Linked DNA regions of Homo sapiens: region 2 is linked to region 1. Evidence: chromatin loops called from intact Hi-C (ENCODE). Cell type or tissue: IMR-90. All regions are shown on one strand. Each heading gives the region's core, and the rest is flanking DNA. Links, peaks and the distances in the headings are about the cores only.

Evidence for each region. Peaks named below come from ENCODE experiments on the same cell type or tissue, not always from the same donor. Only the 100,000 strongest peaks of a DNase experiment are listed, where the experiment ranks them.
Region 2: it touches region 1 in a loop (9-fold over the local background); 43 of 110 quality-filtered maps call a loop at or near these places.

Annotation. Positions count from the first base shown.
Region 1 is chr18:23,617,099-23,629,903 of GRCh38, reverse strand. It overlaps ANKRD29 (ankyrin repeat domain 29), which reads left to right. Exons shown (of 10, transcript NM_173505.4): 6 at 1-51; 7 at 10,275-10,373; 8 at 12,077-12,172. Among named protein-coding and RNA genes, the nearest start is that of NPC1, 37 kb to the right of the region's middle. In IMR-90, for the core only: a CTCF peak has its summit at 7,481 (motif pointing left); no DNase peak of the experiment used is centred there; H3K27me3 peaks cover 187 bases.
Region 2 is chr18:24,110,755-24,123,559 of GRCh38, reverse strand. TTC39C (tetratricopeptide repeat domain 39C) reads right to left here. Exons shown (of 14, transcript NM_001135993.2): 7 at 8,913-9,006; 8 at 5,328-5,435. Among named protein-coding and RNA genes, the nearest start is that of CABYR, 22 kb to the left of the region's middle. In IMR-90, for the core only: a CTCF peak has its summit at 4,381 (motif pointing right); a DNase peak (open chromatin) is centred at 4,359.

The DNA of each region.
Region 1 (12,805 bases), core at 6,120-8,619:
GTTATTCGATTACTGCTGGCTTCAGGAGCAAAAGTCAACCAGCCAAGGCAGGTAATGTCCACTGTTGACATTTGCCCGAGCACATGGCGCATGGGGCAGGGAGGGCTGGGTGTCCGCTGGCAGCACATACCTGAGATAACCAGTAAGCTCAAGGCATCCTTTAAACCCTTCTGCTTCTGTGATGAAAAGTTAATCTTTGATTAGGGTATCTCCTGTTCTATGCTCTGAGCTGGCCTGAAAGCCTATGAAACCAAGCTGACATCACAGTTCAGTACTTTCAAAACTTAAGTATTTGATGTCTGAGGTCAAGTACACAAGTACACACTCTGCCACCTCCTGTGCAAACAAATTATGGCTGCACTGATCTAATGAGTGCAGGCTGGCCTGGGACATAGGTAAACAGATGTGGGCCAAGTAGCCTGGCCCCTGCTGATAATGCTGCCTTACTACCTGCCCACCACTTCTTCCACCAAGCCAAAGAGGAGCCCATGCCGTTGGAATCATTAGGAGGTTCTGCACCTTCATCTCTCACAATTGTTATGCTGTTGAGACTTCATTTACCAACAGCAAGCTAACAGCTAGCAATTCAATTAACTGAAAGTAAAAGAACAGAAATGTAGTCTGGGAGTGGTGGCTCATGCCTATAATCCCAGCACCCTGGGAGGCCGAGGCAGGAGGATCACTTGAGGCCAGGAGTTTGAGGCCAGCCTGGCCAACATGATGAAACCCCGTCTCTACTAAAAATACAAAAATTAGCCAGGCGCGGTGGCGCATGCCTGTAATCCCAGCTACTTGGGAGGCTGAGGCAGGAGAATCACTTGAACCTGGGAAGCAGAAGTTGCAATGAGCCGAGATCGCGCCTCTGCACTCCAGTCTTGGCAATAGAACAAGACTCTGTCTCAAAAAAAGAGTAATGATTTTTAAAAAGAAGAAAAAAGAACAGAAATGCAAGATTATACAGGCAGCACTTTATAAACAGTGAAGAACCTTCCAAATGTACAGTATTATAATTAGCTTCTCTTGTGTAGGTACTATTTTTGTCCAGATTAACTTTTTTTTTTTTTTTTTTTGAGACAGCGTCTTGCTCTGTCATCCAGGCTGGAGTGTGGTGGCATGATCTCGACCCATTGTAACCTTCGCCTCCTGGGTTCTTGTGCCTCAGCCTCCCAAATAGCTAGGATTACAGGTGCATGCCACCATGCCCAGCTAATTTTTGTATTTTTAGTAGAGATACATTTTGGTAGAGAGCCATGTTGCCCAGGCTGGTCTCGAACTCCTGGCCTCAAGTGATCCACACACCTTGGGCTCCCAAAGTGCTGGGGTTACAAGTGTGAGCCACCATGCCTGGCACCAGATTAATTTATTTTTAACAAAACATTTCGAATTAAGGAAACATTACTATAAAGGTAGTTTCCTAGGAAAAAGTCAAGCTGATTTCATACCCAGGCACATCTCCACTGTACTATGACCTGATACAGGAATGCCTCTCTGTGTTCACATAATGAATAGCTATGAGAACTTTAAGGTTGGTCTGAGCTCTTGGACACAGGTTTCTCTGGTCTTTAGAAGCCCAAGCACATAAGGAGCCTGAGAAAAATAAAGAGCCTTTGGGCAGAGTGGTTTGAAGTCAGGAAAGCAAAGTGGTTTTGAGGTCAGGAATCCCAAGTTCTCAATCCATCTCTGCCAATAATTTGAGCTGTGTGGTTTTGAACAAGTGAATCAACCTCTCTGGGCCTGACTTTCATCATTGAAAATTAGGAGGCTGAGCAGCATGAGCCTGATGATCTCTTCAAATGCCCACATTTTAAATAATTGTTTTATTCAACATTCAATCAATATTTCTTGAGTACTTACCATGTGCCAGACATTGTAATCAATGTAATGTATCAATGTAAGGTTATATTTTTAGAATTGTAAAGTTATTCTTAGGTGGCCCCAGGAATACTCCTGGGAAAGGAAGCAGTTTCAAAAAAACTTTTACTTTCGTCCTGCTAGAGTTGACTTTCGAGGACTGGAGTTTAATATTTTCGTATTGGTCCTTCTTATTTTGTTATTGTTGATTGATTCTGAATCAGATGATTCATTTTACTAAAATTAGTAAAAGGAATTGGTTATTTTTAGATTGCCTAAGTTTGATTTGGGGGCCATTATTGAAGATACCACTGTGAATTTAGAATGTGAGGTTATCAAGATTATCAAGTCTCTCTATTAGTACATCCTTCCAAAATAATTTCTGGCACTTTGAATTTTATTCTTTATATGCCTAAAGTACTGCTTGTAAAAAACCAAGTCGATATAAGAGATTATATTTCAAATGTTGCATGAGCCATGCCCACTTAAACCTAAAATGAGTCATGCCGTGATGTTGAAGCCAAGAAGTTAAAGAGTAAACCAACATTGCAGCAGTAGCCACAACACGCCATAGCTGTTTTTTCTTCCTCAAGAGTTAGGATAACCTGGTCAAAGTGGATGACCTAGTCTTTGAGTGCAGGGATCCACCCTCTGGTCAAGGAGCAAGTGCTACAACTTCTAAAGACTGCATCTAATGAAATTGTTTTGAATTATTTTGAGTTCAGCCCTAAAAGAATTGTTATTCAGGAAAAGGGTGTCTTATAAAATAAGAATTGCTTTGGGGAAAAAAGGCAATGGAATTTTTCCTTTTTACAGAGTACACTCACCCCATTGTGCCCTCAAATCATAATAATTTTTATTACCTACTGTGAGCTTATAATTAGAGGTTGTTATCTATCCAGGTCAGACTAGCTCAAGTTCCGTCTTCTCTGAAAGTGTAAACTCTGCATATTTATTATGTTCCAAGAAAACAGTGCCATGCCTGCACATGGCCTGCACATGGCCTACCTATATTCTATAGGTAGAGCATTTGGAAACCAATGTTTTATTCTGAAATCTCAGCTGACACATTGAGTCATTATTGGAAAATCCTTGAATTTACAAAATGAGGACAGGAATACCTGCCTGGTTTAATTTCCTAATACTTTTGGCTAAATCTGATTTGTAATTGTTGCACTGACATTCTATGAAGCCCTACCATTTTATTACGGTATCCTGTAACAGGATGTTGACAAAGTTACATTGAAATTACTCAGCTGACATTTGATATGAGCTTCAGGGAATCTGAACGGTAGTGGGATGACTTTTCTTTGTAACTCTATCACTGAGAACTAAATGAAGACCTTTTTAGTACTTTGGGATGAGGAATCATAATCCCAAATCTAGTCATAGCCAGACAGTAGGAAGACTATGTTCTTGATTTGAAACTTCAAAAAATATTTTCCTTCCATATTGTCCTAAGCCAAAAGGTCAAGAGTCACAGAGATCATTGAAATATAGATTTCACTCTAACAATTCATTTTCATTTCTTTCCACGTGTCCTCACCAAGTTGAGTTGCTATGAGTCAGACCTTTTTAATCACTAGCTGAGTGGCTATTTCTATTTTTCTATTAACCAAATGCCTCGACATATATTTTCCCAACTCCACTCACCCACCTTATTAAAACAATACTTTAATAGAATGCAAAGGTCTGATCCTGTTAACCCAGAGCTGAGGTTAGTCAGTTAACTCATCTCTATCTAGTCTTTTTCATGTGCTAAACAGTATTTCTTTGAAGGCTGGAGGAAAAGTCATCTAATAAAGTGCCATCTCCTAACAGAAGCCTTGACTTGTACACAGAGTAGCTGGACCCAGAAATTAAACGTTCTCCCAGGTCGGAAGCTTAGAGGGGTGAATCCATCAATGGCAGTGGGAGAAGGAGCCAAAAGATTAGCGTAGAATCCTGGGGGTTTGGAAATGGGAACAGACAGCCATAGGAAGTCCTTGCTGCTTGGCAAGGGCAGGGACTCTGTCTTGTTTCGTTTGCACATGGTACACACTCAGAAAAAGTGTATCGACTGCCAGAAGATCCCCATGGCTGGTGCAGAGCAGGTCTGGAAGCCTGCAGCATTTAGTGATCAGTGCCTGAGAGTTAGAAGAAGGCTCCAGATATAGGGCCCAGACTCATAAGCATAAGCCCCAGGAAGACTGTAAGAGGCAGCTAGGGAGCAGACCCAGATTTTTTGGGTGGAGAGCAGCTTGGAAATTATGGGGATATAGATATCTTAAAATGAAACAGAGGCCCCATTTTGCTTATTAACTGTGTGACCTTAGCAGGTTGCCTACTGTCCCTGAGTCTCAGTATTTTAGGACTACTGTGATAATTAAATAAAATAATCCCTGCAAAACTCTTAATGCAGTAGCTGATACACACCCAGTGCAATGTTAGGTATTGCTGTTATTATCATTCCTATTCCAACCAGGCCTCATTGGAACAGAAAACCCATCAGAAATCAAGGCTGCACTTTCTCTAGTGAGTCGTGTGTTCTCTGTCATCTCAAAGTCTCTTCATATCTCTGTTTCTCCCCACTCCTTTCTTTTTTTACCAGTTTTGTCTGCTTACTTATCTTGTATGTGGTCCCCAGGTTTATGGATCAGACTGCCAACCTCTGGGAATAGCCATGTCATTGTCACAGCTCATCTTTGTGCACCAGGCCACAGTGACTGGCTGGCCTGCCTATCCTCAGTCCCATCACCCTTGACTGGGGAGGATAGAGTCAGACCATGGGCAATGCAGCATCTGGTAAAATCTCTTACAGACCCATTTGCTGGGCCAGGCACACGGTGCAAGGGACAATCATAAGAAATAGGCTCCAGGGCAGGGTAGGGTGGGTAAGAAAATTATCTCAATATTGAACTCCCTCTGCCACGGGCAGGATTCCTCACAGCTCTTGGACTCCCAACTTCAAATAGAATTGGTCCCCAAGACTTTCTGACTGGCCTAACCCTGTAGGTAGAAGTAACCCAAGTGTGACGGCTGGAAATCGTAGAAGCAAAGAGCTAGTGCCGCTTCAGATACTCATTCCCACAGAAGAGGATGGTTTTAGTTCTTTTTTCCAAATACTCTCAGGAGCCTACATAAGACCATACAAGGTTAGTCTCTAATACAGGTTGTGTCATATACTCCATCTCATGCTGTGATCTGGCTGTAAAAGTGATCTCGAATGAAATGAGGGAATAACAGAGTTGGAGGAAACTATAAAACTCACTCTATTTAGCCATCCATCGGTACTCGAATCCTTTCTATGATAATCAGCTACTGTTGAACACCTCTAGGCATGGAGAACTCACTCCTCTCTGATCAGTTTCTTTGGTCTTAGCCAACACTCATTAAACTTTTATACATTGACCCCAAGTCTCCATGCAGCTTTCACCCATCTGTCTTCTTTCTATCACTTGGTCTGAAAAATTGGTCTAAATCCTTTTCTACTTGATATACACACACATAGTAAAAGACAGCTATCATAACCCCATGAATCTCATTCTTCTTCAGGCTAAATGTTCTATTACCTTTTTTTTTTTTTTTTTTTTTTTTTTTTTTTTTTGAGATGGAGTCTCACTCTGTCGCCCAGGCTGGAGTGCAGAGGCATGATCTTGGCTCACTGCAACATCTGCCTCCCGGGCTCAAGTGATTCTCCTGCCTCAGAATCCTGAGTTGCTGGGACTACAGGCATGCACCACCACACCCGGCTAACTTTTGTATTTTTAGTTGAGACAGAGTTTTGCCATATTGGCCAGGCTAGTCTCAAACTCCAGGCCTCAAGTGATTTGCCCCACCTCGGCCTCCCAAAGTGCTGGGATTACAGGTGTGAACCACCATGCCTGGCCATTACCTTTTTAAAAAAAGTGCTGTAGAGGTTATAACTTCACAATGATTTCTTTGATTTAATATCAAAGTATTAAAAATATCAAAGTATATGGAAGTATTCAAAAGCCTATTTGAATATTTTTAAATGTTTTTTCACATTTTGGTACATTCCAAAACTCTACAAAAAGGAGCTAAATTGACTTACTTTTCATCATTTTCAAAATTATTTTTATATGTTTAATTTAAAAAAATATATAAAATCGCCAGACGCGGTGGCTAACACCTGTAATCCCAGCACTTTGGGAGGCCGAGGCGGGCAGATTACAAGATCAGGAGATCGAGACCAACCTGCCTAACACGGTGAAACCCCATCTCTACTAAAAATAAAAAAAAATTAGCCGGGCGTGGTGGTGGGCACCTGTAGTCCCAGCTACTCGGGAGGCTGAGGCAGGAGAATGGCGTGAACCCGGGAGGCGGAGCTTGCAGTGAGCCAAGATTGTGCCACTGCACTCCAGCCTGGGCGACAGAGCAAGACTCCGTCTCAAAAAAAAAAAACATATGAAATCATTGTTCTTTTTTTTATAGAGATGGGGGCCTCACTGTGTTGCTGAGGCTGATCTTGAACTCCTGGGCTCAAGCCATCCTCCCGCCTTGGCCCCCCAAAGTGCTGGGATTACAGGTGTGAGCCACTGCACCCCATCATTTTCATGATGAAAATGAAGGCTCTAACCATTATACCAGAAGGAAAAAATAAGAGAAAACAGAAATTAAGGTGTACAAAAGAGGAAAACCTCTCCTAATTCATAAACTAAATAATCAACTGATAGGTAATCTGATTTGACAATAATGCTCTAACTCACATGCAACTCCCTGGGCTCCAAAATCAGATTTGGAGATGTAATGACTAGTAATGAAATACACAGGCGGCCCCCAAATCTCATTTTCCCACTCATTCCTACCTGCTCACAGTCAGTTATCTCACAGGGTCGATGGAAGAATCAAATTAAAAAGCATATGGAAGTATTTTGTGAACAAAAGTACAAATTAAGGGGCGTATTGTTTCTCATGATAAATACTACTCAGATGCAATTAACATTTCCTAAGCATCTGTGAGCCAGTGCTCATGCTCACCACCTTTGTATATGTTTTCTCACTTATCTCTGCGAAGCTAATAATTTTTCCTAAGAGGACACTCACTCAGGCTGAGATGATTTGCCTAAGGTCTTACAGCCAGGAAGAACTGATTGCTTTTTCCACCTCCCATGACTATTCCAATTAAGATGATATATTTGATGAGTGTTATCATTGATGTTCTAAATTGATAATAATAATTTTTTGGCCAGGCACAGTGGCTCATGCTTGTAATCCCAGCACTGTGGGAGACCAAGGCGGGTGGATCACTTGAGGTCAGGAGTTTGAGACCAGCCTGGCCAACATGGTGAAACCCCGTCTCTACTTAAAATACAAAAATTAGCCGGGTGTGGTGGTGCATGCCTGTAGTCTCAGCCTCTCGGGAGGCTGAGGCAGGAGGATCTCTGGAATCTGGGTGGTGGAGGTTGCAGTGATCTGAGATGGCACCACTGCACTCCAGCCTGGGCAACAGAGCAAGACTCCATGATAGGTAGGTAGGTAGGTAGATAGATAGATAATTTTTCACAATATAGCACCTTTTAGCACTTTCCCACATATTAGTTTCAATTGTTAATACAAGTTTACTAATAATGACCAAGCCATTGAAAAGCACATTGAATAGACAGCTGGCTGCCTCTCCCTGCCCGCCCTCTGGTGGAGAGAGTGACAAAGAACAAAACAGACCCAGAGCAGGCACGGAGGGAGAAGCGCATTAGTATTGGCACCAGCTTGGACCCACACTCCCCTCCTGCCTTCCAGGGTCCCACCCGCACCCCTCTGGCTACAGCAGCTAGATTTCCCACCCTGCATGAAGGAGCCATGCCTGTCCAAGCCACTGTGACTGTAGCTGCTTTTCCTTCTCCTTCAAACGACCCTTCCCCTTTCTCACACCTAGCAAAATCCTGGTCCTTCTTCAAGACCTGGATCAGATAGCACTCTATCCAGGACACTGAGCCCTCATTCCCCATGCAGCAGCCCTCCCACCTGTTTGATTTTGTGCATTTTTGTCCATACTTTATGATGGCACTGCAGTCGTATGGAAACCTCCATGTCTCTTCTCCAGGACTTATTTTTAGCACTCTGCTTGAGACTTAGAAGGCTGGGCTCACACCTGTAATCTCAGCACTTTGGGAGGCTGAGGTGGGAGGATTGCTGGAGGCCAAGAGTTCAAGAACAACTTAGGCAACAAAGCAAGGCCCCATCTCTACAAAAAGAAAAAAAGAAAAAAAAATTAGCTGGGCATGGTGGTGCACACCTGTAGTCTCAGCTACTAGGAAGGCTGAGATAGGAGGGTCATTTGAGCCCAGGATGTTGAGGCTACAGTGAGCCTTGATCATGCCACTGTACTCCAGTCTAGGTAACAGAGTCCTGTCTCAAATAATAATTATCATTATTGGTTGCTTGAATTATTGATTAATTAAATCCTGAATTGGGAAAATCAAATAAAGAATATGGAAGTGCTTTTAAACTAAAGTACAAATTAAAGTACAAATTGCTCATGATAATATTTAGATTCAAGAATATTTCCACCAAGAGGACCCTGGAAAAATTATGAAGTAAGTTAAAGTGTCTTCCACTTCCCTCTATCCTTTGTTTCAGCACCTCTTCCACTGTCTCTCCCAAGACAGGTCCCAACATCCTGTGACTGCTCTTCAGCACCCCCAGATCCTCCTGGGCTCCCAAGTCACCAGCTTCCCCGACCCAGCTCAGATGTCTTCATCCTCTCTCCCTTTCCTGGGACAGCAGTGGGCAACAATCTTGTGCCTGCTTCTGCTAGTAGGCTAAGGTTGAAATTACACACTGCAGCAGAAAATGTAACTTTATATTCTATAACTGAATCATTTTGCTCTTCAGCCCCCCTTCCCCCGATGGGTAATTCAGTCTTATCTGGCTAAAACAGTCTCTTGGGGCATATTACCATAATTACCTCAGAGGTTACCTTTAGCCCATTCTGGATCCTGCTCCCTCCTGCCTTTCTCTCCGAAGGGACCTAAGAGTCAGACTATCATCCTGGCATTGAGATGGGGGTGGAGAGCCTCATGCGTGGCCCTTGTGCTGGTCCACAAGCGTCCTGCACTCTTACACCCCAGGGTTGCAGCTGGTCTCGCCATTCTCTGCTGGCCTGGCCATTGTATCTACTCAGGAAGTCAGGGCACTGTGGCCTTGCCTTCCCGACACCAGGCTCACTCCAGCCGACTGTTTCTCTGTCACTTCTGATTTCCCATAGGCAGACGGGACTCCTGGATGCCTAGGTGCTAGGTGGATGTGGGCCATGGGGACTGGGGGACCACTGACTCTGAAACTCCCACGGCCATTTCTCTCCTATCTCCCGGGCACCAGCAGAGAGCAGAACTCTAAAGGGCTTGTAACTTTCCTGGTTTCTCACAAGAAGAGAAAATCCTTTCCCATCTGGAATTCCCCATAACTGACCTGATGTTTCTTCCACAACCTAGGTTACCTCTCCCCCACAACACACGCGAGATTCAACGCAGAGGGGGAAGAAAACGTGGACACTCTCACGTGACCTCCGCCTTCCCCCTCCCTCTCTAGCTCCTTCACACATTGGAAGGCTTTCCCAGTTTCCATCCCATCTGCTGGGAACCACCCTACTGTCAAATCCTTCCCCATCCCTTGCATGTTTTACTTTTTTCTCCTCTGAAGCAATATATCTCCACCTCATGGCCCAGTGTGCACAGAGATAGCAATATTGGGGAAATACTCCCAAATATACGCAGAGGAAATATTCCCCAAAATGCTGTCCTGCCGTAACTAGTTTATGTGCATCACTTCCTAGAAGACACAACAACAGATTCCACCTAAAATTAAGCCCCCTAAGAAATGAGGTGGCTTTGGAGGGTTCTGGACACCAGACTAGAAGAGTAGGAGAAATGACTTGAGTTCTCTGACCCGCAGACCCCACCTCAAAGAAAACTGCCTGCGTTCTATGGGAATGAAGGGTGTATTTTGTGAACATTAAGGTGTGACCCACTGGGAAAGCAAAGAAATGGACAGTCTTGGGGGAATAGGCCGGCTTCTCTCTGGGTTTGTGGAATTTGGTTCTGCTGTGGTGTATGTATACAGGTCAGCTGCTCCCCCAAGCCTTCAAAGCAAGGTTCCCACGCATCTTTCCATGAAGTCTGTACCACCCTTTTTGGTAAAAGATCCAGCCACAAAATGGATGATTTTATAAGCCAAAATTTGAATACTGGCAATTATTCAAGTAGCCCAGGCTCAGCCACGTGCCGTCTGCGTCCGTGGGCTACACACACCCCCTCTTTTCTCACTGCCTCCTGGGCGGTGTGGATCAGCTGCAGAGTGTGATCTGCGGTCAGGGAGTGCCTTCCCGGAGTTTTCGCTTTCAGACCCCTGGTGTTAAAGACGTTCTGTGAGCGGGTGGGGCCGGGCGCCCCAGTCACGGCGGCCGCCGCCTCCTCTTCCCGCAGGACGGGACAGCGCCCCTGTGGATCGCGTCCCAGATGGGCCACAGCGAGGTGGTGCGGGTGATGCTGCTGCGCGGAGCCGACCGCGACGCTGCGCGGAACGTGAGTGCCCGAGTCGCGCGGCCAAAGAGCGAAGCCTCCCGGCGCGCCTGTGTGGAGAAAACGGGTCTTGACTGAGTCTGCAGCCCACATGGGTTTCCTCCCAACCTCCTTCCTTGAGCAGGAAAACAAAGTCAAGGTCTGATTCGGTGCTGCTCGGTCTCTCTCCTCCTCCACCCGAGATGACCTTGGGACGCACTAGAGAGGGTGGAATCTTAGCCTTAGGCCTGAGGGCGGTAGAGACGGGGCCTCCCGCCTGTCCTGGGGGCCTCCCGCCTGTCCTGGGGGCCTCCCGGCTGTCCTGGGGCGTGTCCTAGGGGGATCCCCTGGCTGGTGCTGCGCCTCCTGCAGGCCCTGCCTCTTGCCCCTCCTCCCTGGAGCTGCAGACCCCTTGCACCCCGTCCCCTGTTGGCCCGCCGTCATCCACTGGCCTCTGCTGGTGCCACCTAATACTGCCTTTGTGTGCTGCACAGCAGGCCCTTTTCCCCATAAGGAAGGCTTGAAGAGAACCTGACCACCTATGCTGTTTGCTTTTTGTGTTTTACTGTGGCCTTTGTATAACCCTTGCTTACGTAACCCACCTTCCCCTCTCCAAGTCTAAGCTCCAAAAAAGGGAAATCACCAGACGCGTTCGCCACCATTTCACTGCCCTCTCTCTCACTCTTCTTCTTCCCACAATCTCTGAAGCCAGAAAAGACCCCCACCCCCCGCCCCCCAATTCATTCTTCCTTCTTTCTGATTACAGATAAACCCTAATGGCAGGCCGAAGTGGTTTCTTGGCTACGGGAGAATTATGGACTAAATCCTCCAAACACAGCGACTGATATGTGAAAATGGGAGAAAAAGGAATTTGGAAACTGTGTTCTTGAGCCAAAAAATAACGACAGAAGCTAAATATTAATTTTTGAATTTGGCTTTTCATTCTTTTTAGCAGATTTTATTTTATTTTTTTCTGAGACAGAGTCTCACTCTGTCACCCAGGCTGGAGTGCAGTGGCACGGTCTCAGCTCACTGTAACTTCCGCCTCTGGGTTCAAGTGATTCTCGTGCCTCAGCCTCCCGAGTAGCTGGGACTACAGGCACGGGCTACCACACCCGGCTATTGTATTTTTGGTAGAGACGGGGTTTCAAGTGACCCTCCTGCCTTGGCCTTCCAAAGTGCTAGAATTACAGGCGTGAGCCACTGCACCTGGCCTTTTAGCAGATTTTAATCTATCACCTCTGCCCCTAAGCCCCACTACCCACACACGGGCGGATGCCTAGAGCAGACTAGGGCAAGGCTGTATAAATTTTTTTAGAAACAGTAAATACAGCTCAACAATGATCTAAATTATTAAAGACAGTTAACCATTTCTGCTAAGTTATGAACAGCCGAGAATGCCTCTTTGGTCCAACCATGGCCTAAAAATATGCTCTTGAAATTCCCCTTGTCCCCTGCCCAGTGTTCTCAGGAACTGTAGAAGTATGAATTCCCAAATGGCAGAGTTCTAACATAATCTAAGTCACTGTTTATCTGATACTCTTTCATGCAGAATTTACTGCTTAATATTCTCTAAAATGCTCCTAGATTAAGAGACATTGCTGATCTGTGCTTAATTTACACGTCATTAGTTTCTGACAACGGTACTTTCCAGTTCCCAACTGACTGCTTTCAAGCAACACAGATATATGTTAATAATCAACTTTTATTTTCCTCTTTCTGTTAAGGATGGCACAACAGCATTATTGAAAGCAGCCAACAAAGGGTATAATGATGTCATAAAAGAGTTGCTTAAATTCTCACCCACTCTTGGTATTTTGAAGGTAAGACCTAAAGATAAATTTTACTAATCTGTAAGAGAGAGGTTAGAAAGTAAGTCCTCACTTGGGGACTGTGTCGAATTTGGGTGCAGTTAGCCTGGTTAGTTGGATTCTTGAAAGAACACACCTGCAGCTTCTTGATGCTGGAGATCCCAGGGGCTCTGGTAGAAGTGGGGAGGTGGTAGAAAGAGTGAACCACAGTCTGTCATTACCTAGTTTTGCAGAAAAAAAAAAATCGACAGTAGTAATGAAATAGCTAATTGGAAAGTATGCCATTTTGACACCATTTGGAGGATTTGTGAAATCAAGGAAGAAGAACAGACACTTATGTCTGTTCTCTTCATTTTCTTAAGCAAAGAACCACTCTGTTTTGTTCCCTTAAGTGAAATAAAATAAGCCTCAAACACCTGGAAGCCTCAGAAAATATGTCAGTATGGATACCTGGGTCACCTAAAAAACAGAGCCAAAACTCTTTTTTTAAGTTTTGATCTTTTTGTTTTGTTTTGTTTTGCTTTTTTGAGATGGAGTCTCCCTTTGTAGCCCAGACTGGAGTGCAATGGCACGATCTCGGCTCACTGCAACCTCTGCCTCCCAGGTTCAAGTGATTCTCCTGTCTCAGCCTCCCAAGTAGGTGGG
Region 2 (12,805 bases), core at 3,411-5,910, 500 kb before region 1:
TGGCACATGCCTGTAATCCCAGCTACTTGCGAGGCTAAGGCAGGAGAATCGCTTGAACTTAGGAGGCAGAGGTTGCAATGAGCCGAGATCGCACCACTGCACTCCAGCCTGGGCGACAGAATGAGACTCTGTCTCAGAAAAACAAACAAACAAACAAACAAACAAACAAACAAAAAAAAGACTGTTCCACAAAGGACTGCACCGTCCTGCAGTCCTTCAACTATTTCCCAGGTTCCTGTGTTCCCAGAGCTTTTGGGGGACCTGGGGAAAGCCATGGTCCTTGTCCTCTTGTTGGGGAGACAGTTTTTCACATAACAAAATCCTTAGCTACTGTCACAGTGTACAACCTAGTTAGGGCTCACATACTCAAAGTGGAATAAATAGGAACCCAGGAAAGAACAATGAAGAGCCCCGAGGATCATGAAAGCTTCGTGGTAGAAGGAGGAGTTCTCTGTCCTAGGAAGTCATCAATCTGTCCTGTCCAAGTTCCTTGGCTGCCTACTACCTATAAGCCACCAGCAACAATGTGAAGAAGAAACACATGTGCTTGAATCCTAAAGAAACTGAAATTACAATTGAAAAGATCACACATGCTCACACACGCACATAGGGTCCCACAAGCTGCAATGTATGTAGTGATAGGAGTAGTCAGGGTAGGAGAACCAAAGTGGTTTTCAGAAGGCTCAGAAAGAGAAGGGATCATTTCTCTCTGGAGTGACCAGACGCTGTAAGGAGCTAGGAGAAGTCGAGCGGAGTCTTGAGGAATGAGTGAGATTTTGATCATGATCATGTGCACACCTTCTTCTCACCTCAGGCCCCAAAGATTTAATGATCCTCCCTTTGCTGTGTCTTCTCTGTCCCTTATGCAAACTTTGCACTGGCTGCAGCCCCACTACTGCTTGAAACTTTACCACAACTCCATCCTTTCCTCCCAACTCTGATGCTGCGGAATCCATTTCTATTCAATTTTGTTAGATCACATGTGGTTTTTCACTCCCCAGTTGGAATGCACTAAAGTTGACTTGCTAGTTCCCTCTTCTTTTTTTTTTTTTTTTTTTTGAGATGGAGTCTTGCTCTGTCACCAGGCAGGAGTGCAGTGGCGTGATCTCGGCTCACTGCAACCTCCGCCTCCTGGGTTCAAGCAATTCTCCTGCCTCAGCCTCCTGAGTAGCTGGGACTACAGGCACATGCCACCATGCCCAGCTAATTTTTGTGTTTTTAATAGAGATGGGGTTTCACCATATTGGCCTCTTGTACTCGTGATATGCCTGCCTCAGCCTCCCAAAGTGCTGGGATTACAGGTGTGAGCCACTGTGCCTGGCTAGTTCCCCCTTCGTTACCTGAGCACCCCTAAAAGTAGGTTGGTCCCGTACTCGCATTTGGGCATGGTCAAGCAGTCACCTATCCCAGGCGTGCACGTACCAGGATAGGCTACCATCGGCAGAGCCCAAGGGTCCAAGAATTGAGGCTCGGAGAGAGCTGAGGATGCAAAGACAATGGGAAAGACGGCAGGTTCCTCCTACTGGGATTAAGAGTGATGAGGCTGAATATTCAAAGGAAGGGACAACTCCTTTCCCAGTCACTGGGGCATCTCTGGTCCAGATGGAGGAGTGTGCACCAATCCAAAATGACCTTATCAATTGCAGCTGTAACATTTCCAAACCAGAATGAAGCTCAGTGGCTGTATTGTGCAACCAACCCCATTATTTTTAGATCAGAGGATGCAAAGGTCTGGAAAAGCTGAGCATTGCCTAAGGTCACAGAGTAAATCAATGAAAAAGAATATATTTCTGCTGTCCCTAGCTTGAGGTCTTCCTCAGATCATTGAGAACATTCTTATACAATCACATAATTAAAGCCAGTCATAAACAGCAACGGTATCTGAACCACCCCAAAGGTCTATAACATCCATACCTCAGACCCTGAAGAACGAACACCACCTATTTCTCTTGCAGTAAAATTATAGATAGATTTTTTTTTTTGACAGAGTTTTGCTCTTGTTGCCCAGGCCGGAGTGCAATGGCGCGATCTTGGCTCACTGCAACTTCTGCCTCCTGGGTTCAAGCAATTCTTCTGCCTCAGTCTCCCGAGTAGCTGGGATTACAGGCATGCACCACCACACCCAGCTAATTTTTTATTTTTAGTAGAGATGGAGTTTCTCCATGTTGGTTGTTGGTCGGGCTGGTCTCGAACTCCCGACCTCAGGTGATCCACACGCCTCGGCCTCCCAAAGTACTGGGATTACAGGGGTGAGCCACCGCCCCCAGCCAGATAGTTGCTTTAAAAGATGCAGATGTTTAAAGTCATGGGAGTCTCTGGTTTATCCTAAAATATGAGGCCTAAACAGAGCTTAGGATGACTGACTCTTCCAATAAGACTAAATATACACAATCCCATATGTTATATTCTAATATTTTTTGGTAACTTATAATTTTGATATAATTTCAAACTTACAGAAAAGTTGCAGGAATAGTAGAGGTATATGATCATGCAAATCTACTTCTAGGTATCTACCCAAAGGTACTGAAAGCAAGGACTGGAACAGATGTCTGTATACCAATGTTCCAGGTAAGCACTCCACACAATAGCAAAAAGATTGGAAACAACCGAAATGTCCATCAATGAATGAATGGATGAACAATGTGCCATATACATGCAATGGAATATTATTCAGCCTGAAAAAAGGAAGGAGATCCTGACACATGTTACAACATGGATGAACCTTGAAGACATTATGCTAAATGAAATAAGCCAGACACAAAAGGACAAATATATTTCACTTATACACAAGGTAGGTAGAATACTTAAATTCATAGAGACAGGAAGTAGAAGCGTGGTAACCAGGGTCTCGGGGAAAACGTGAATGGGGAGTTTCTGTTTAATGGGTAGAGTTTGGGATGATGAAGAAGTTCCAGAGATGGATGCTGGTGATGTTTGCAAAACAATCTGAGCGTTATCTGGAGTTACTGACACATACACCTAAAAAAGTTCAAATGGTAAATGATGCTACATATTTTATCACAATTTTTAAAAGTACAAAACTATTGACATAGTCACACAAAACATTAACATGCTGGGGAGCTAAGCCCTGGTGGCAGTGTTTGGGGTCCCTGAATGCCCATGCCCTCTAGCTCACGGCCAGCCCAAATGGCAGCTCCTGCAGGACAGTGTAACGGTGCTCCTTCCCTGCCTCATGTACTCTTTTGTTTTTGAGACAGAGTCTCACTCTGTTGCCAGGCTGGAGTGCAGTGGAGCGATCTCAGCTCACTGCAACCTCTGCCTCCTGGGTTCAAGTGATTCACCTGCCTCAGCCTCCCAAGCAGCTGGGACTACAGGTGTGCGCCACCACGCCTGGCTTATTTTTGTATTTTTAGTAGAGATGGGGTTTCACCATGTTGACCAGGATGGTCTTGATCTCTTGACCTCGTGATCTGCCTGCCTTGGCCTTGCCTCATGTACTCTTTGTACTGGAGCTATTCACCCACATCTTATCCTCTCTACAAAATCCCAATGCAGGAACAGAGATCAGAATCTTTCATGCTTATCCTCTGCTATGATTGGTATGGTTCTGGGATTGCCAAATATTGGGGGGGGGGAATTAATGTTCCTCTATACAGCCACGCTGTACATTTATGTATTTGAAACTCAACAAAGATGAAAAAATAAATAGCTGTCCACCATCGACTGTGCGGCCCAATTACACCTAATGGCTGCGGAGTTGTGTGCAGGCCTCTCTTTTCTGGGCTATTCAATCTGGATTCATCCACTCTTCAACGTATTAAACACACTGAGTCACTCAACAAATAGCTGCTACTTTCATCTGAGATGTCTTCAAATTCTATACAACAATCCTTTAAGTGTGAGACACAGCATATTATCCAGTATATGAAAAATAAGCTTATTCAAACATCAGGGACAGAGCCATGAGAACACGCCTGTCAACAGGGATTGCAATGCGGAATATGGACAAAAGAGGGCTTTGCACTGACTTTTGGGGTCCATTTGCTAATGGACCGATGCAATTTTATAGGGAATTTAAGAGATCCAGAATATCCTTATTGGTCAATGTTCATCAACCCTATCTTATTTTATATAGATCAGTTAAGAGGGCAGAATGGAAGTGGAAGATGGTCATTAAATCTGAACGTTAAGAATAAGAAGGTATTGAAAATAATGTTTGGATTAGTCTTGAATTTTAAGTAAAAGAACCACTCATGTGGCTGCAAGAGGAGAGTTCATTACACAAACCAGAAAAGGCTTACATGAAGTTGCTTAGAGGCAGAAAAGGTACAACCGCTTGGCTTTCTTCAATTCCACACCTCTACAACTCTGAATCACGTGGCCTTTTAGGTATTGAAGGATGCAGACAACTACTTTGGCCACCAGGTGGCAGCACATCTCTATCTCCTCATACATGGGCAAAAAAACACTTAATTCAAAACAGAATACAGGTGTTAATAACGATATGCAATGTAAATACCTTGCATCTAAAATATTATACTGTAAATATAATAGAGTTATGAGGTAAAACAAGGTTGGAGCAGATGACTCAGACCTATGCAACTTTGTAACCAGGGCACGAACCAAACAAAAATACTAGCACAGATCAGGCTCTGAGGCTCATGCCTATAATCCCAGTGCTTTGGGAGGCTGAGGCAGGAGGATCACTTGAGGCCAGGAGTTAGAGATTAGCCTGGGCACCATAGCAAGACCTTGTTGCTACAAATTTTTTTTAAAAAATTGGCTGGGCGTGGTAGGGCATGCCTGTAGTCCCAGCTACTCTGGAGGCTGAGGCAGGAGGATCGCTTGAGCCTGGGAGGTTGAGGCTATAGTGAGCTGTGATCAGGCCACTGCACTTCAACCTGGCAAAAAGAGCAAGACCCAGACTCAAAAAAAAAAAAAAAATTAACACACTGAAAAAAGACTGTTCAATTCTTAAAAATTCTTCAGAATCCCAATAAAAAACATAGCATATTAAGTAAAGGGATAGAGACAGGTTGAGGCAACTTAGGGCAAAATATACAGTAACGGGGAAGACCTCATAATATGCATTTCCAAGACACAAAACAGGACCAAGCCAGGCCCAGAGGGGAAGCGTGTGGTGAAGGGGCACCCTGGGCACTACTGAATTTCTGGGTGTTCACCTGGGTCAGTGAACACAGTATTCTAGCACTATTTACTTGGTTGCACAAAACATTAACATGCTGGGGAAGGCTGTGGAGGGGTACAACTTTTGCTTCCTCTTGCCATCATTCTCCCATCTGCCCACGTCAGGCGAGCTAATTCACGACAGAGAGAGGCACACTGAGGGACCATGGGCGACTCACCTGCAGTCAAGTAGGCATAATAGCACTGGGACCACCTGGACTCATTTTTTAGCCTCTCAAAGGAATCAAATGCATCCTTGAAATTGAGCTCTATCATGCTGCACCAACCTATGAAAGAAATATTTTTAGCACATGACCCTAAAGTACTGAGCTCTATGACCCATATTTAAGCCACGAGCCTCTGATATGGCGATCATTCTCTGTGCATGTTCTATGAAATGCGTAAAAAAGTTTAACCTGAAAACCTAAGAAATTATTTTTTCCCTTAAATACTTTCAATGTAAAGTTTGAATTTGACAAGGCACTTAGGTTTGAGTCAGACAACCAATAAAACAGCACAGAAGAGAATGGCATAAAGATTTCTAGAAAGACACTCCAATTTACGTCCTAACAGTCGTGAGGCTAACCCAAGCACAGCAGTACTTCTCCAAGAGTACACACAGGTGCAATAAGAAACAGTGGAAGCAACACCACTCGATTATGTACTCAGTGACTACCACTCATTCTTTTTTTTTTTTTTTCTTTTTTTTTGAGAAGGAGTCTTGCTCTGTCACCCAGGTTGGAGTGCAATGGCACGATCTCGGCTCACTGCAACCTCTGCTCCCTGGGTTCAAGCAATTCTCCCGCCTCAGCCTCCCAAGTAGCTGGGATTACAGGCACCCACCACCATGCCCAGCTGATTTTTGTATTTTTAGTAGAGATGGGGTTTCGCCATGTTGGCTAGGCTGGTCTTGAACTCCTGACCTCAAGTGATCTGCCCACCTCAGCCTCCCAAAGTGCTGGGATTACAGGTGTGAGCCACCGTGCTTGGCCCACTCATTCTCAAAACTTTATAAGATCTAGACAGCAAGCCAATGAGAAATTAGGCATTTCCCTACCTTCCCTCAGCACACTGGTAGTGAAAGAACCCCACCTTCCTGGATCGAAACAGTTAAATGGGCATTCTAGTAAGGAACTGCAGCAACTAAAATGTAAAGGATTTTATTCCCACTTTTCATCACAGTAGCCCCCATCACCTGAGCCTCTAATGTGTGCCAATGCTGTGGTAAGCACTTCATGTAACGCTCTCTAATCCTTATGACAACCTTGCAAAGGGGGCTAATAGTGTCCTTGTATTAGCAAGGACTAATCCTATGCCTGTAATCCTAGCACTCTGGGAGGCTGAGGTGGGAGGATCGCTTGAGCCCAAGAGATCCAGACCAGCTTAGGCAACACGGTGAAACCCCATCTCTATAAAAAATTAGCCAGGTGTGGTGGTGCACGCCTGTAATTCCAGCTACTTGGGAGACTGGGGTGGGAGGATCACCTGAGCCGGGGAGGTCTGGGCTGCAGTGAGCTGAGACTGCACCACTGCACTCCAGCCTGGATGACACAGTGAGACCCTGTCTTAAAAAAAAAAAAAAAAAAAAAAAACTAAGGTATCAAGAGGTAGCTACCTGCTGAAGCCATACAACTAAGAAGGAATAACTGTGGATCAAAATCCAACACACTTTCCTTTACATGATACTGCCTCCATAAAAAATATTCTGTTATCAGGTGCATCACTAAGTAATTGTGTAAACTGAGACTTGCCATTTAAACCGTGGGAGGAAGAGTGTGTGAGATATACACTTCAGAAAATTCACTGTCAAATTCTATGGGATGTGATATTGACATAGTTTAGAGTAAAAATTTGGGCTTTTTTTGGAAACACACTCTCACTCTGTCACCCAGGCTGGAGTGCAGTGGTGGGATCTCAGGTCACTGCAACCTCTGCCTCCTGAGTTCAAGCCACTCTCCCGCCCGCCTCAGCCTGCTGAGTAGCTGAGATTATAGGCGCCCACTACCACGCCTGGCTAATTTTTGTATTTTTGGTAAAGACGGGGTTTCACCATGCTGACCTGGCTGGTCTCGAAGTCCTGGCTTTAGGCGATCTGCCCCTCTCAGCCTCCCAAAGGACTAGGATTACAGGCGTGGGCCACCGTGCCCGGCCTGGGCTGATTATTTTTATCCTAGCATAGATAGCGGAGAAAGATTGGAATTAAATACAAAATAGAGATGGAAGGAAGCACTGACTCAGGAATAAGTCAGGAATAATTCAGGAATAAATAAGGAATAACTCAGAAATAAGTCAGGAATAACTCAGGAATAAGTCAGGAATAACTCAGGAAAAAGTACCAACTCAAGCTTCCGAGCCTGAATCGGAAGCCCGAGTTACTACCAACTCCTGAGTTAACCTTCCTAAGGCCTGGGTTGGGTGATTTCTAAGCTTCCTTCTGCTCTAACATCCTATCCTGTCATAGGACTTGAAATGATGCACCAACAAAAGGCCACCAAAGCTAGAGTTTTTCATTCAAGTTCTTTGAAGCACATTTCATTCTATATTGTGGCTACTAAGCAGAGCTCCAGCAGAGTGTAGAAGACACAAAAACACATTTTCCACTGGATTATACATCATTTCCTCTTTTTAAACCACAACAGGCATTTAAAACGTAATATTGTTTATTGGGCAGTTCGCAATCTTTTGGTTTTCAGTTTTCCTTAAAAGGATTCAGGAAGACAATTGTGTCCACAGCAGGCAAAGCAAGTGGCAGGCAGCACAGGGCCTGACCCCCCAAACTGACAGGTGTCAACTGCTTCCCTGAGCATTCTGTCTCCACTTCCCTGTCCCTCTGCAGAAAGCTTTTTAAGTCTCAATTTCCCTTTGGAGTCTCATCACTATCTCATCATTTCTCCTTTCTCTTTGCCTCTGTCATTCCTTTTTATGTGCTACATGGTGTGACCTTGTAGCATTAGCTACGCTGAAACTCTGAAAAGTCTGAGTCCCTTATTTAAAATTTTTTTTTGTTTCAAGTTCAAAGTTGTGTTTACTCTTCCCAGCACAATGGAGAAACTGTTACACAGAAAGATTTTGCAATTACTAATGTAATAGGATCAGAGTTTTAGTGCAGTCAGCAAAGACCCATAGCAACAATTCTGGAGGAGAATGGGGAAAATCTCGGGCAGATAAATCCTTCCAGGTTTGTTGGTGACTGTCTCTCCAGTAAGGGAGAAGCAGAAGGTGGCAGCTAACATGTATGGAGGGCCTTCCGTGCCAGGCCCCCTGCATGAGGTTTCACACGTCATGTCATCTAAACCTCACAGCTGCTACAAGGGGAGGCACCTTAACTCCAATGGCAACTATGTGGCTAGGAAGGTTTGGGCAACTTGTCCAAGGTCTCAGAGCTAGTTGGTGAAAAACACTGGGACTTCAGTCCAACTATCTCCTGTCTCCTATTTTTCTTCTCAAGTAAACATTAGTGGGAAGGAGGAACAAAGAGCTTTGAATTCTAATGCAGTCCAATAAGGTATTTCTGGTCATTTAATCAATTCATTTAACATCACCTATTATCCTAAAAAATCAAAATGCTGTAAAGAAAAAATGTTATAAAAACGTAATGAGAATCAGAGAGAAGTATCATTGCATGTGCTACGGGAATAACTGAAGTCCTTCTTACTACAGAAGGCACCAAGCATTTTGTAGACACACACTGAATGGCATGAAAGCTAAAATACTGCATTAATACTACTTCTTAACAAGAGGCTGGACAGACATTTCATATTTACCAATTTCATACAGACAGACATGTTGAATTTCTCTCTGGTCTACTGCAAGTTCCAAAGCAGTGTGGAAAGATGTCAAGGCACTGTTGATTTGACACTAAGGAGAAAAGGAAAACAGAATTACCAGCTAAGATCTGTCGATAACATTACAATCATCATAATTCAAAAGCATCTTTTTCCTTCATAGTTATTTTAAACAGGTTAAGCAATATAGAAGACAGTGGTTTAAAGATTGCTAGGAAAATACTCCAATTTGCCCCCAAACAGCTGTGAAATTAACCTAAGCACAGAGAACCTCTCCTTGCTCAGGTGGTAAGGGCTCAGCTCGCGCCGCCTTCTCCTCCAGCGTTCTCTCCTTTGCTCAGGTGTTAAGGGCTCAGCTCACACCCACCTTCTCCTTCACTCAGGTGGTAAGGGCTCAGCTCGCGCCGCCTTCTCCTCCAGCGTTCTCTCACACTTGTACAGTAGGACGTGTTGGATTTTAATTGTTTGCTAATCTAGCCCCTTGTTACCACACAGGTGTGGAAAGGGAAGGGACCATATTTCATCCCCGTGTGCGCCCAGCCCTGGCCCAGAAGTCTCTCAATCGCTACTGAGTGAATGCACGAAGCCGCTCCATTAGCCCAGTTCTCAGTGAGCTCTTCACCATACAGTTGATAGTTTGCTTCTATACCCTAGAATGCTGTTCTCCAATTGCTTCTGCTCATCAAATCTCCTCTCCCGACACTTCAGAAATTCCCTGAGGATCCAGATTACATTTCCAACACTTTCATTCACATAACACTGTCTGGGACCCAGCAAACTCTCAAATGTCCGCTCTACTTACTCCCAGTGAAATACATTTCGTTTTCCCGCCGCTGAAGATGTCACTCAGGGTCTGCCAACACGATGCCACAAGTACCCAAGAGGAGCAGCTCAAAAGCATGATCAGGATTCAAAGCATCAGTTTAATCTTAGGCATTGAGAAATGCTAAATGTCACATACCATTAATAAATAAATCTTAAACAGCCAGACGACCTGACAGCTTATTCTGAACGGTGCATGCATTTCTTTCTTGCTCTGCTGGTGCCAGGGCTCCTCTCACTGCCCTACACTTGCAGGGAGGTGGACTTCCCTCCCCTGGGCTTCCAGGTGCGTCTCCTGCTGCTTTCTCTATGCTTCCTCCCCCTCCAATGCTCCCAAGTGCCCATTATCCCCACAGCCAGCCAGGTGGGCTGGAAGGGTCCTGGAGGAGAAGCTGCAGGCTTCTCAGAGGACGGGTCCCCCACCCGCAGACCTGGGCTCCTCTCCTCAGCACGTCACTGCAGGAGGCCTCGGGGAAACAAGGGCACCAATGAGTCAGCAGGTGATCTTCAGGACAGCCTGTGACTCGGGAACACTGTAAGCCAAATGACTCATTAACCAAGGCCCAGCTGGATCAATAACTGTTCATGCCCCAAAGTAACACTCTCCTCTGTTGTCAGGAAGGTTGAAACTGCAGCATTCAATCCATTATCACCGTTTATGAATGCTGACCAGGTAGCCACAGAAGACACGCACCAATCGCATCCCTGATTCCTGTTCTCAGTAACTTAACGTCCAGTTGGAGGAAACCTCACAACAATGGGAATCGCCCACAGCTCAGAAGGCAGACATTGACACTGACTGTTAGCACACAGCTCAAACACAAAACACCAAGGTTAAAAAAAAAAAATCAATCCTTTATGGCGCAGGAATGTGTGCATGAGCGCAGGTGGAGGTATCTAGACACGTCACACCCTATGTCTAATTTTTCCCTTTTGGGATCAACAGTTCTTTTCTTGAATCAGATATGCACTCCATTTAGCATATTTATACAGAAATCACAGCATTAGGGGTTCAGCTTTGCAAACATCTCTCTCACTTTGCTAAATTAATGACATAGTTCTCACATACAGAATGTTTCTAGATGGGCCATCACCACCGAGCTGTTCCCCCCCGTGTCCCCCATGGTACATGACAGTGCAATAGCACGCTGTCCTTCAGAGGACAGAAAATTAATCAGGAAACATTTACTGGGCAACCGCTATGTGCCAGGGACAGGCTCTGGAGATAAAAAGATGAGTCCAAATAAAGCTTTGAATCTAAGGAAAGGAAAAAGAAATCCAGGTAGTATTTCAATCAAATCATTTCTCTTAACCCTTTCAAACTCTCTGAGGTAGGTATGTATTAATTCCATTTGCGGATGAAGAAAGTAAAGTTCAAAGAAGTTAAGGAGCTTGGTCAAGGTCAACAAGGTAACAATTGACTAATAGTCAAAATTCTGCCCAACTGCCTCTAAAAAGTGTGCTTTCTTCGGGGAGTGTGTATGCAGATGTGATTAAGTCAAGGATCCTGAGATGAGACAGATTATCCTGGATTAGCCAGGTTGGCCCTAAATACAATCACATGTATCCTTCAAAGTGACACACATAGGAGAGAAGAGGACACTGTCAACCATGGAGGCAGAGCCTGGAGTGATGCTGCCACAAGTCAAGGAAGGCCAGCAGCCACCAGAGGCTGGAAGAGGCAAGGAAGGGTTCTCCCCACAGCCTCCAGAGGGCTTGAAAGCACTGAGACCAGGTTATGGAGCTCAATGGCATTATGCCGAGAGCAAGTAGAACTACAGAATTCATTCTAGTTCTATCCTGATCATTGAGTGAGGAATTATGATGAACAGCCATTAACACAGTTGAAATAAATTTTCCCATATTTTTCACCAAAAAAAATATATATATATATATATTTTTAAAGATAGGGTCTTGCTCTGTCTCCCATGCTGGAGTGCAATGGCGCATTCGTAGCTCACTGCTGCCTCAATCTCCCAGGCTCAAGAGATACTCCCATCTCAACCTCCTAAGTAGCTGGGATTATGGGCATGCACTGCTGTGTCTGGCTAAGTTTTTTTTTAATTAATATTTTGTAGACAGGGGTCTCACTACACTGCCCATGCTGGTCCCAAACTCCTGGGCTCAGGTGATCCTTCCACCTCGGCTTCCCAAAGTCCCGGGATTATAAGCATAAGCCACCATGCCCAGTCTCACCAAAAAAATTTAAAAGAAAAAATGATCTTTTTTTTTTTTTTTAGACAGAGTCTCGCTCTGTCACCCAGGCTGGAGTCAGTGGCGTGATCTTGGCTCAATGCAACCTCTGCCTCCTGGGTTCAAGCGATTCTCCTGCCTCAGCCTCCTAAGTAGCTGGGACTACAGGCATGTGCCACTGCGCCTGGCTAATTTTTATATTTTTAGTACAGATGAGGTTTCACCATATTGACCAGGCTGGTCTCGAACTCCTGACCTCGTGAGCCACCCACCTCAGCCTCACAAAGTGCTGGGATTACAGGTGTGAGCCACTGTGCCCAGCCCATGATGGATATCTTAATTTGTCATCATAAAAACTCTCACAGAGGCCGGGCGCAGTGGCTCATGAGGTCAGGAGATCGACACCAGCCTGGCTAACACGGTGAAACCCCGTCTCTACTAAAAATACAAAAAATTAGCTGGGCGTGGTGGCACATGTCTGTAGTCCCAGCTACTCAGGAGGCTGAGGCAGGAGAATCACTTGAACCCGAGAGGTGGAGGTTGCAGTGAGCCAAGATCGTGCCACTGCACTCTAGCCTGGGTGACAGAGTGAGACTCCATCTCAAAAAAAAAAAAAAGTCTTTCTCTGGTCCACCATGGAGGCATTAAAATAAAAAAGCCACTAGGCCAGGACTGACTTAGTGCCATCTAGGCTTTTGTCTCATTAACTATACCTGGACACACTGTGTCACAAAAACCAAGCCTCAGTTTCTTCACTAGTAAAATGAGAAACAATATTGGCTAGCTTTATCTGCTTCCAGCAAAAGCCATGAAGAACACAAAGCGCAAACCTTTGCCAAATTAAGTAGGGCATGTTT